4 separate regions of the Homo sapiens genome follow, and all the other regions are linked to region 3. A link is a contact called in ENCODE Hi-C or POLR2A ChIA-PET data. All regions are on one chromosome and are shown on one strand. The core of a region is the stretch at or near the end of the contact, and the rest is flanking DNA. Distances in the headings are between cores, read along the strand shown. Region 1 overlaps TMEM98 (transmembrane protein 98). Region 2 has its middle 15 kb from the start of H2BN1. Region 3 overlaps MYO1D (myosin ID). Region 4 has its middle 22 kb from the start of SPACA3.

What was found. Hi-C counts contacts between places; a loop is a spot of excess contacts on that map. ChIA-PET counts read pairs that join two places held with the same protein, here RNA polymerase II (POLR2A). Pooled maps may share reads with other maps.
Region 1: a pooled map shows a loop between it and region 3 (3-fold over the local background). The contact joins two enhancer-like sites. A Hi-C loop is called at or near these places in 1 of 168 maps with a recorded cell type or tissue (ascending aorta) and 3 of 50 pooled maps. POLR2A ChIA-PET finds 5 or more read pairs at or near these places in 1 of 52 experiments (HEK293).
Region 2: a loop to region 3 is called in a pooled map, with 2.4 times the contacts of the local background. The contact joins two enhancer-like sites. A Hi-C loop is called at or near these places in 1 of 168 maps with a recorded cell type or tissue (ascending aorta) and 2 of 50 pooled maps. POLR2A ChIA-PET finds 5 or more read pairs at or near these places in 1 of 52 experiments (activated T-cell).
Region 4: a loop to region 3 is called in a pooled map, with 4 times the contacts of the local background. The contact joins two enhancer-like sites. A Hi-C loop is called at or near these places in 1 of 37 single-sample maps with no recorded cell type and 2 of 50 pooled maps. POLR2A ChIA-PET finds 5 or more read pairs at or near these places in 2 of 52 experiments (Panc1 and activated T-cell).

The regions. Positions count from the first base shown.
Region 1 is chr17:32,935,818-32,938,517 of GRCh38, forward strand. TMEM98 (transmembrane protein 98) reads left to right here. Exons shown (of 8, transcript NM_015544.3): 6 at 515-630. Among named protein-coding and RNA genes, the nearest start is that of TMEM98, 9.0 kb to the left of the region's middle. RefSeq lists enhancers at 1-613, 614-1,263, 1,174-1,468 and a silencer at 569-756. Within about 2 kb of position 1,299, at least 12 of the 41 ENCODE cell types and tissues checked have a DNase peak (open chromatin) inside an H3K27ac peak, as active enhancers do; they include ascending aorta, where a contact is called at or near this core.
Region 2 is chr17:32,908,700-32,911,542 of GRCh38, forward strand. No RefSeq gene overlaps it. Among named protein-coding and RNA genes, the nearest start is that of H2BN1, 15 kb to the left of the region's middle. RefSeq lists cis regulatory regions at 810-2,843, 1,321-1,434, 1,322-1,404. Within about 2 kb of position 1,357, at least 3 of the 41 ENCODE cell types and tissues checked have a DNase peak (open chromatin) inside an H3K27ac peak, as active enhancers do.
Region 3 is chr17:32,502,354-32,505,053 of GRCh38, forward strand. The region is part of intron 21 of MYO1D (myosin ID); the gene reads right to left. Among named protein-coding and RNA genes, the nearest start is that of CDK5R1, 17 kb to the left of the region's middle. RefSeq lists an enhancer at 1,220-1,990. Within about 2 kb of position 1,263, at least 13 of the 41 ENCODE cell types and tissues checked have a DNase peak (open chromatin) inside an H3K27ac peak, as active enhancers do; they include ascending aorta, where a contact is called at or near this core.
Region 4 is chr17:32,968,989-32,971,688 of GRCh38, forward strand. No RefSeq gene overlaps it. Among named protein-coding and RNA genes, the nearest start is that of SPACA3, 22 kb to the right of the region's middle. Within about 2 kb of position 1,388, at least 2 of the 41 ENCODE cell types and tissues checked have a DNase peak (open chromatin) inside an H3K27ac peak, as active enhancers do.

The DNA of each region.
Region 1 (2,700 bases), core at 49-2,548, 430 kb after region 3:
AAGGTCCTTTCATCATCAGCTTGATAAACATGCTAATATATTACCTGAGACAATTGTTGAAATAAGTGCTGTTATTGGAGCATGTGCTTAAAGGGAACAATTGCCCTTTGTTCAGCCCCATTCCTGAGGGTGCCTTGTTGGAGATATTTATTCTTGTGGAAGACTAAACCATGAGATGAAGGAATAGAAAAAGAAAGTAGGTTTTTCCCCTAAGTGAGAAGGTGAAATTGGAGCACATGATTTTTCTTAAGACAGATTATTTCAGCTTAGGCTTCCCAGAGCCCACACCCTGCCCTTGATCTGCGGCTCCCACCCCAGGTCCTCTCCCAGCCATGCCCTTGGCTTTTGCCACTTCCCACCCGTTTCCTCTCATCTCTGTACTTTTCACATCTGGCCATTAGGTTGGGGGCCAGCTGCGATGGAACTCACGGCAGGGCTGATTTGTCTCGTGGGGGTGGCGAGGCCCTGAGTGGAGCCAGGTCAGCCCTCATCTCTCTCCTCCCTGCCGCATTAGATTTGTCACACTCTGACAGAGAAGCTTGTTGCCATGACAATGGGCTCTGGGGCCAAGATGAAGACTTCAGCCAGTGTCAGCGACATCATTGTGGTGGCCAAGCGGATCAGCCCCAGGTGAGCAATTGGCGGCTTCGAGGTCCCCACACTCCCTGAGGGAAGAGAGGGGCTGGAAGCTGGGGTAGCCGCAGAGCTGGGCTCTTCTATAAAATGGTGCACAGGCAACTTCAGCTATTTGTTTCCCACACATTTACAGAGTGACCAGGAGGGTTTAGATACCGAGACTTCTCAGCTAAGGTGGGCTTCCACCATCCCCACCTGCAGCATGACCCATCTGAGAGGGCTTTGGGGAAGCGCCAGCAGGTGCCTAGTCCTGACCCTGTCCTAGACCCTGCCCTGCAGAGCCCGTGGCCGCCCCTCTTACCCAGCCACATACCAGCTCCCCTTGACACGCCTTCCTCCCAGGCCAACATGTCACACAGATGCCCACACCCCTGTCTCTGCCTGAATCTGTGTTGGAGACTAGCTTGGGGGACCCACTCTGGCTGTGCCCACTGCTCCATCCCTGGCCCAGGCCAGCAGCCTCCAGCACTGGGTGGGAGCTGAAGCCATATGGCATTCAACCTCCCAGATTCCAGGCTAACTGCGAAATCCCGTGTGGGAGGCAACCAGCAGGATTGCAGTCAACAGCTACACCCCCTCATTTGGGCTTGATATCGTGAGGAAAAATAAAGCCCTTTTCTTAGAGCCAAGGGCTGTACTAAGTTTGTGCTGCCACCTGGTGGCTGGTATGCCGACGTGCCTGAGCAGAGGGTCGGGGCCAGGATGTTTTCCACGTCAGCCACCTGGCCCCTCCGCCCACCCGGGAGGGCACCTCTGTATGCCTGCTGAAACAATGGCACTGCTGTGAGTTCCAGGGGCCCACACGTTCCTTGTTGCCATGGCCCCAGGTAAATCACGAGGAACCAGCCCTTTCTCTGCCTCAAGATTAACCAAATAAAAACGACCAGTTTCCTGAGTTGCCACGTGAGTTCCTCTGAGGGAATACACGACCTGGTCAGCTTGAACTCAGTCCAGGCAGTTCAGTGAGTTGAGAGAGTGGGAGGGAGATAATCCAGGGAGGGACTCAGCTGAGAACAGTTCCCTGCCTTCTCTGGAATTGCCTCCAGTGGGCTGTAGCCACATGGTCAGCCCCTGGCTTTATAAGAACCCACATCCCAGGCTCTGGGTGGGCACTGGGCATTCCTTCCCCATTATTTTATTTATTTATTTATTTTTGAGATGGAATCTTGCTCTGTCACCCAGGCTGGAGTGCGGTGGTGCGATCTTGGCTCACTACAACCCCCACCTACCGGGTTCAAGCGATTCTCCTGCCTCAGCCCCCTGAGTAGCTGTGATTACAGGTGCCTGCTACCATGTCTGGCTAATTTTTGTATTTTTAGTAGAGATGGGGTTTCACCATGTTGGCCAGGCTGATCTCAAACTCCTGACCTCAGGTGATCCTCCTGCCTCAGCCTCCCACAGTGCTGGGATTATAGGTGTGAGCCACCACACCCGGCCTCCTTCCCCATTAGTTTTAAAGATTCTGCACTATGGTATTCACTAGACCCTTTGTCATGCTTTTTGTGCCTTCTAAGAGCCACTTAGAGGCCAGGCAGATTCCTGTGATACAGGTTACAAGGCAGCACTTTCAGGAGGTTGAGGTTTCTGTGTGAGCCTGGGTGAGTAGGATCAGCACGGGTCCTAAGATGAGGGTGTGGCATTGTCCAGAGAGTGGACCTGTTCTGGTGCTCACAGGCCCATCCTAAAGAGTACCTTGGACTACTTCTAGAATGCTCCGTGCCATAATTCAGCCAGGGTCCTGCTTTGTCCTTTTGCCCTCACACTTCTTTCTCCTTCTGGCCATGTTTTGTCCCCATTGTTTTTCCTGCTCCATTTATCCCACACAGTGTGTTGATGGCCTGTGAGTCTCGAGGAGGTGGCTTCAGCTCCAGGGCACTAGAGAAAGGAGCTGGCTGAGATAGGCGCGGAGGGTGACTGTGTCTCTGCATGTCCTCACCGGCTCCACAGCCGTGAATAAGAGTGTTTGAGGCCATCTTTTTTTCAAGTGCTTTTAGAAATCAAACAATACATCTTTATTTTTTCTTCCTATCGAGTGTTCATGAGCAAAGATTTGGAGCAAAACCT
Region 2 (2,843 bases), core at 107-2,606, 410 kb after region 3:
GAAAAAAGTACTGATTCCTAGGTTTGGAGCTTGGGCATTGTGGGAAACAGCCATGCAATCTACAGAGATGGAGAAGACTAAACACAGGACAGGTGTTTTGGGGAGAGGAAGAAATTGAGAATTCCATTCTGGACATGCTCATTGTGAAATACCTATGAAACCTGCAAGTGAAGACGTGAAATAGATAGGACTGGGCCCAAAATACAAATCTGGGAGCCATCAGCATCAAAAGGCAATGTATAGATCAGCAGGAATGGATGAGATTACCCAGGAAGATGGGGTAAAAAGCAAAAGAGAAAACTATCCAGGAAAAAGACTGAAAAATTCTAATATTTAAAATCAGACAGTGGAGGAGCCAACAAAGGAAACCAAGGATAAATCTAAGAAAATCAGGAGAGGGTGGTGTCATGGAAGCCAAGAGGGAGAACATGGTCAGACTGGTGTTCACAATCCTGGTGGGAATGTGAGGATATTTATGTCCATTTGGTGACATGGGGGTCATGGTGATCTTGAGAAGTCAACTCAGTGGAGCACAGTGGGTATCAGCGAGATTTGAGCAAGTTGAAGAGAGAACGGGAGGTAGTTAGTAGAGACAGCTTTTTTTCTTATGGTGTTGAGATGAAAGGTGAAATCTAGTTTGAAAGAGAAGAGAGACACAGGCTGGTAACTGGAGAGTCACTTGGTATATAAAGATTTTTAAGATGAGTGATACTAGATTTTAATTGTTCATTGGTGGGAATTCTCTAGCAGAGAGGGAGATATTAATCCAGAAGAAAGTAGAGAAAGCCAAAGGACCTTGAGAAAGTAAAGGGAGATGAGATACAGAGTAGAGGTGAAAGAGAAGATAGATACAAATTTTGGAAGGTTTAGATGTTTGGTGATGAAAACATGGAGTTGATACCTATTTCTTTTTTCTTTTCTAAATGGTACAAGTAAAGCAGAATAGGGGCATAGGAGGTTTAAAGATTAGATATGAAGTTGTTTGAGGGAGTAAGTGAGAGTTGGACACTTACGGACAGATGGATGACTAGGAATAAGTGCCTGTTTGAGATTTGTGATCATGAATCAAAAGCAAAGCCAGTCTTGGGTGACTTTCCCTAACTATGTGCTCCAGTGCCAGCATGGAGAACACGGAGTTTGGGTTCTGCCAAGAGAGCTGGGAAGGAGAGAAGAGCAAGAGAGCAACTCCGTGGTGGCCTATGTGATCCAGGCCAGATGGTAGGACCAGAGGGTGAGAGGAGTGAGAATGGCATGGAGCTCAAGGGAAGCACAGAAGATGTCAGGCCTGTAAACAGAGGCTCCAAGAAGGAATTTCTCTCCCCAGCAATCTTCAACGTTAGCTCACAGATGAGGGCACTTGCTTTAGAAGCAGTGGTGACACCCAGTGACCACTCTTTGAAGTGCACCTTCTTGGTTTTAGGTTGTCAGCAGATCCGGAAGTGTGTGTTTTTTTCCACTTGGGAGGCATCAGAGCCCTCACCATTCTCTCCATGGTTCTCTCTTGCAGGATTCTGTCCCATTGGTCCTGGACATTTCAAGGGGATGGAGAGGCTGCTGCTTAGGGGGGTAACTAGAAGTGGACTGAAGGCAATCTGGGGGCTGTTAGCTCCAGACCCCAGACCTGGCCTTCTCTGCTAGGTTCCTGCTGTCCTGAGACAGATCCTGAATCCTGGGATGGCTTTGGGTATTCTAAAGCCCTGCTTGGATTTAGAAAAATGCCAGGTAGTGACATAATCCTCTTCCAGCCCACAGTTGTCCTGGGGAAATACCATCCTGGCTGACCCAGAACTGTGTGAGGACTCTCTTCTCAGCACCACCTCCCGAAAGTTGACTGTTGCTGGGGTTCTAAGAGGGTTCCACTGTCTCCAGCTCCACTTGACCCAAGCACTGGGATCTGGCTTAGTCTAGAGAGAAACGCAGATTCCTCCCAAAGTCCTGTCAGTCATCAGAGGTACTGGGCATGACTTCTGGGCCAAGAAGTTGGGTGTCCCTTAGTTAGAGGGTATAGGGAAATACAAAGAGGACCAAGACAGGACAGCCCCTTTGCAGCAACCTAAGGCACTTTTACTGTTCTGATCAATTACCCTGTACCAGGACATGCTGTTTCCCTTCCACTTTAAGAGGTTAGTAAATCAGGTTTGAGTTCAAACACAAGAGGGTCACTGAGGCATGGGGTAGGTGAGGGAGGTGGTTTCTAAGGTGGTCAAGAAATGGAGGAAGACTGTTTCTGACTCACCTCTATCCCTCTTCCCCATCTCTTATCTCACACTCCCCGGTTTGAACTGGACTTTGTACTTAGGGCAGCCTGGTGTCGTGGAAGGAGCCTGTGCTGAACTTGCAGTCGGGTCATCCCTTGGCCACATACCTGCTTCCACATCTGTAAAATGGTGATGTGGTGATGGCACATGGTTATGGTGAAAAATTAAACAATGCACATGAAAGTGTTTCTTACACCAACACAATGCTTTGGTTTAAGGCATTACTATTAGATATTTATACCAAGGCAGATTTCACAGACATTAAGGAAAAAGAAAAAAGTTTTATGGCAATGAAATTCCATTAGAGGTGTATACCAGGCCCTGGGGGAACTCATCAGAGGCAAAGTGACCATTGATGTCTTTTCCAAGACTGAGAGAACACAGAAAGAGGTGGGTAAAGGAGAAGATCCACCACTTGGAGTCAGACAGACTTAGCTTCTTATCCTGTATTTGCCAGTTACTAGTTGTGGCATCTCACACAAGTTCTTGAACTTCCCAGATGCTCAGTGTACCCCTGTATAAAGTGGAGATAATTCCTCCCCGCTGACCTGTTGAGACAATTAAATGAAGTGCTGCCTGTAAAGC
Region 3 (2,700 bases), core at 13-2,512:
GAGGCAAAGCCACGGAGGCAGAAACCAGTTAGTGGCTGCCAAGGGCTGCGGGGAGTGGGGGCGTGGAGGGACTGCTTAGAGGGCATAGGGTCTCCTTTTGGGGTGATGAAAATATTCCGGAACTAGGTAGAGGTGATGGTCTTGTAACATTGTGAATGTACTAAATGTGACTAATAATATGTTTTATGTTATGTGTATTTTACCACAATAATTTTTTTTTAAAATGTGGATTGACCTAAATGAAAAATTAGAATTTGCCTTCAAACCATGTTTTCTCTCCTCATCTCAAGTTTAGCCAAAATAATTTTAAGACTAATAAGAGATTTCTTGTGCTGATCCTGGAGACAGAGCAGAGAAAGGCCTGGGCAGGAGACGGAGTAGACGCTTGGGGTCAGTGACTTCTTTCTTGTTTGAACTTCGCCACACTCTGGAAATCCAACTAGAGCCAGAATTCTTTCCTTATTTTTTAAAGAAAAGGAAACATCGTACAGATGGAGGCAGGGCGTCTCCCTCTGAGGGTGCGCCAAGCCAAAGGACAGCTGCCGAGGGAGGCTGGCTGCATTGGGGAGGGATATTTTTTTTCCCTCCCCATCCTCTGTTACAGGATTTAATGGCCAGCAAACTGTGGAATTCGGGGACTTTCATCTCGTTTCATCTGTTTCAAGCCATCATTGCAGGCAAATGGCCTTTATCAAATTACTTTCCTTCATTTTTCATTTAGACTCTTGTCTTCTGCTCTTAGAGAAACCCGTGAGTAAATGCAAGACTTGATCTATGGAATGAACAAACATGTTCCCTGTGCTACCTGTGCCTTCGCAGGCCCTGCACAAAGTGGGACAGGCCACTCCTGTCCAGAAGGTGAATCAGCCCAGAAAACATCCCCTCCCATCCAGGCCCCTGGTCAGCTGGGCAGTGCAGGGTTTTAGGTCAAAGCCAACCAGGAAAGCGGGTCCTGGGAGGTTGCAGGCAGCCCTGGCTCAGCTGGGATTAGGAGACTGTCATTCGCCGACCTGCCCTGCCCCTGCAGAAGCCAGGCAGGACTTGAAGAAATCAGTGAGTCACTTTTCCTCTCAATGGCATTCCCTGTGAGAGTGGGGGTGATCCAGGTTCTAACAAATGCACTTCAAGGGAAAATGCAGTGGAAGTGGGGTGCAGTGCAGTCACTTGGTGAGAACATTTTTCTGGGTGCAGCAAGGAGTGTCTGAGAATATTGTGAGGCTAATGCAATGTTCTCTCAAGTTTGGTAACAGGATGTGGTAGGAGGAACACAGCCTTGCACCAAGCAGAGACAGGTGCTTTTCAAAGTGATAGTAAATGCATTAAGTGCTTCATGAGAAACTCTAGAGTCACAGAGACAGGCCGTCCTCCATCTGGATGTCACTAGGACATAATGCATGCTCTCTGGCTCACACTGAGGACAACAGCTACTGACTGGAGCATCAGGAGCTCATGACTGCAGCTGTTTACTCTGTGTTTCAGTTCCTTCAAGAAGTAAATCCCCCTGCTGATGTCAAACCACACAGGGAATCTCTTTCAAAATCTTGCTTTAGGAAATGCCACTTCTGTTTATGTCAGGGTCGAATGGACACTTTTACCACAGTCACCTATAAGGTGAGGCTATGATTTCAGCAACCAGGCCAAGTCCAGGAGTGGTGGCGTGGTGCTTCCTGGCATACTGAGTCCTTTCTGGGTCTGCAGCTGGTGAGGAATGGGGCAAAACCATTTGTATTTGGAAAGTAAAACCTTTCTCTTGTCATGAACCAACTGGGTCATATCTGGGTGTTGTCGGCAGCCAGCATGCCCTGAGACCTCACCCAAGCCTGCTGTCTGCCTCTCCACAGCACTGAACTGACCTGGCTCCCAGGCCCGGGGGCGTGATCCACACTCACCCTGCTTGTGTCCCCAACAGGACTGCCACCACCCTCCCAGCCTGGGCTGCCCCTCCCCCATGGCACTCTCCTCATGCTGCCAACACCCATTCTTCCCTTCCCTGCCCACGTTCTCTTTGCAGTGACTCATGGAGCGCCCAGGGTGGAAGGGGCACTGTCCAGAGAAGGACAAATGCGGTGAGGATGACCCGGGCCCAAGCTCGTGGATGCTAGTGCTTTGTAGGAAGCACCTGCTGCATGGAGGAGGGTCACTGACCCTGGGTGGCTGGGGTGGGTGGGCTTCCCAGAGGAGGCGACACACAGACTGATACCGCAAGAATAAGTGGGACTCCTGCGGGAGCTGTTTTGGCTTTGCTTTCTCACTCCTTAAATACTGCTTCATCTTCGGCCCCTTTCATTTTATACATTATTTCACAGTGGCATCACTCATGCCTGTGGTTTCAATGACAATGATCCAGTCCGTGTCCCCTCTCTTAGCATGAGGTCCATGCATGTCTTTTCAGCCACTTCCTAGACAAATCCCCGGAATGCTCTGCAGACAGCTGAGTCTTCACATGGCCAATGCTGAGATCATCCTCTTGGCCCCCTCCCTCAAAGTGCTTCCCTCCTCCCATCAAGCCTATGCAGTGAGAGGTGTCGTCTGCACGGTCACTGAGGCCAGAGAGCTGGCAGGCAGCCCCGCTCCCGCTCCTTCTCCACTGCCGACAGTCTCTGAGTTCTACTGATTGCACTTTTTGTCTGTGTCCCCTGCCGAGGCCTCAGCCCAGACCCTTTTCTCTCCTTCCTGGTTACTGTCATAGCCCGGACTGGC
Region 4 (2,700 bases), core at 138-2,637, 470 kb after region 3:
CAGACACATGAAAAAATGCTCGTCATCACTGGTCATCAGAGAAATGCAAATCAAAACCACAATGAGATACCATTTCACACCAGTTAGAATGGTGATCATTAAAAAGTCAGGAAACAACAGGTGCTGGAGAGGATGTGGAGAAATAGGAACACTTTTACACTGTTGTTGGGACTGTAAACTAGTTCAACCATTGTGGAAGACTGTGGCGATTCCTCAAGGATCTTGAACTAGAAATACCAGTTGACCCAGCCATCCCATTACTGGGCATAGACTCAAAGGATTATAAATCATGCTGCTATAAAGACACATGCATACGTATGGTTATTGCAGCACTATTCACAATAGCAAAGACTTGGAACCAACCCAAATGTCCATCAATGATAGACTGGATTAAGCAAATGTGGTACATATACACCATGGAATACTATGCAGCCATAAAAAAGGATGAGTTCATGTCCTTTGTAAGGATATGGATGAAGCTGGAAACCATCATTCTCAGCAAACTATCGCAAGGACAGAAAACCAAACACCGCAGGTTCTCACTCATAGGTGGGAATTGAACAATGAGAACACTTGGACACAGGAAGGGGAACATCACACTCCAGGGCCTGTTGTGGGGTGTTGGGGGTGGGGGCGAAGGGATAGCATTAGGAGATATACCTAATGTAAATGACGAGTTAATGGGTGCAGCACACCAACATGGCACATGTATACATATGTAACAAACCTGCACGTTGTACACACGCACCCTACAACTTAAAGTATATATGTAAAAAAAAGAACAGTGTAAGAGGATATTGAAAACTCCCCTATCCACTCCACACAGCAGGCATCTAGCATGTATCCTCTTAGGGAAGTTCCCATGGGACAGGGAGAGACTGGCTTTGTAAATGCTCCTGTTACAGGTACTGAAGTTAGGAATTTCAAGAAGGAAATGAAACCACTCCTAGAAGATCCCCTCAGTTTAGCAGACCAGCTGTACCAAATCCTAGGACCCAGCTTTTACACCTGGGCTAAAATTATTCTATTATAAATATACTGTTCACAGGAGAAGAAAGGGGAATGATTAGGAGAGCAGTCATGACCATCTGGGACAGGCAACACTCTCCTGGGCAAGGGTTCTTGCCAGCCAAACAAAAATTCCCAAATGTCATTCCCAAATTGGATAATAAAGATCCCAGGGACTGGGCCCAAATGGAGGAATGAATAATTAGAAGAGATCAAAGAGTCCACTCCTAGGGCATAAAATGTCGTAAAGGCATTTGAGATTCAACAAGAAAAAGAGGAAACTCCCTCTGCATTCCTGCAGAGGCTCAGAGATCAGATGAGAAAATATTTTGGATTAAATCTGGAAGAACCAGTGGGCAAGGCCTTTTAAAGGTTAGCTTTGTGACTAAAAGCTGGCCTAGCAGGCCAGGGAGTGCAGCTGCAGGCGTGGGGGTGGCAGGAGCCGCAGAGCCAGAGCAGACAGCCGAGAAAAAGGTGGACAGTGTGAAAGAACCAGTGTGAGTAAACCCCCAATAAGAAACTAATGTCTGTATTATGCAAAAGGAGTCACTGGGGATCCAAGTCTCTGTATAATGCAATACTTAGGAATTATGGGTGTATAGGGATTTATACCCTCATTAAACAAGTATGTGGAAGTTGTGTAGCTTGTCAAAGGATAAACAAAAAGATAATGAGAAAACAGGCCACGGGAGGAAGACCTCCCAGATTAAGACAATTTCAAAGCATTGAAGTAGATACCACAGAAATGCCCTAAGTAGGAAGACTAAAGTATTTACTGGTGATCATAGATCACCTTCCTGGCTGGGTCTTTCCCCTTTCAACAGCCACCACCAGGAATGTGGTCAAAATAATATTAGAACAATTGTACCCTAGATTTGGCCTGGTGGAAAATACTGATTCAGACAATGGGAGCCACTTTTTCTCAAGGTTGTTAAGGGGAATTATGGAAGGTTTACAAATTAGATGGGATTATCACACCCTTTGGCATCCCCCTTCCTCTGGAAAGGTAGAAAGAATGAATCAAACACCCAAAAAGTGTATCATCAAACTAATCTTAGAAACTAAAATGCCTTGGACAAAATGTCTTCCAATAACACTCCTTAGGATTAAGACAGCCCCAAGAAAAGACTTGGGATTGTCTCCCTATGAGTTATTATATGGGCTCCCATATTTGGGCAGAGCTACAGATCTCCCTACTATGGAAACCAAGGATCAATTTTTTTTTGATCAATTCTTAAGATATTATATACTGGCCATATCCTCTACCCTGTTATCCCTTAGGTTAAAAGGACTTCTGACTCAAATTCTGCCTCTTGAGTTTGTGGTTTACCACTTCCAGCCTGGTGACTTGGTGCTGATTAAGACTTGGAAAGAAGACATGCTGCACCCAAGCTGGGAAGGTCCTTATCAAGTGCTCCTGAGCACTGAGACAGCTGTGCAAACAGCTGAATGGGGGTGAACTCAGTATACTTGAGTCAAGTAACTGGTAAAAGATACCCCAGAAGGGAGGGGAAAAAACCCGGTGAAAAGTGCATGGGTCACCTGAGGAACCCTTAAAGTTAACTCTGAGAAAAATCTAAAAAGAAAACATGAGCTGGTCCCATTTCTGGAAGTTAATATGGCTGGGATAGGCTACTATACAAGAAGCAGAAGGTCAAAATGGAAACTGGCAGGGGACTCCTCCCTATCCAA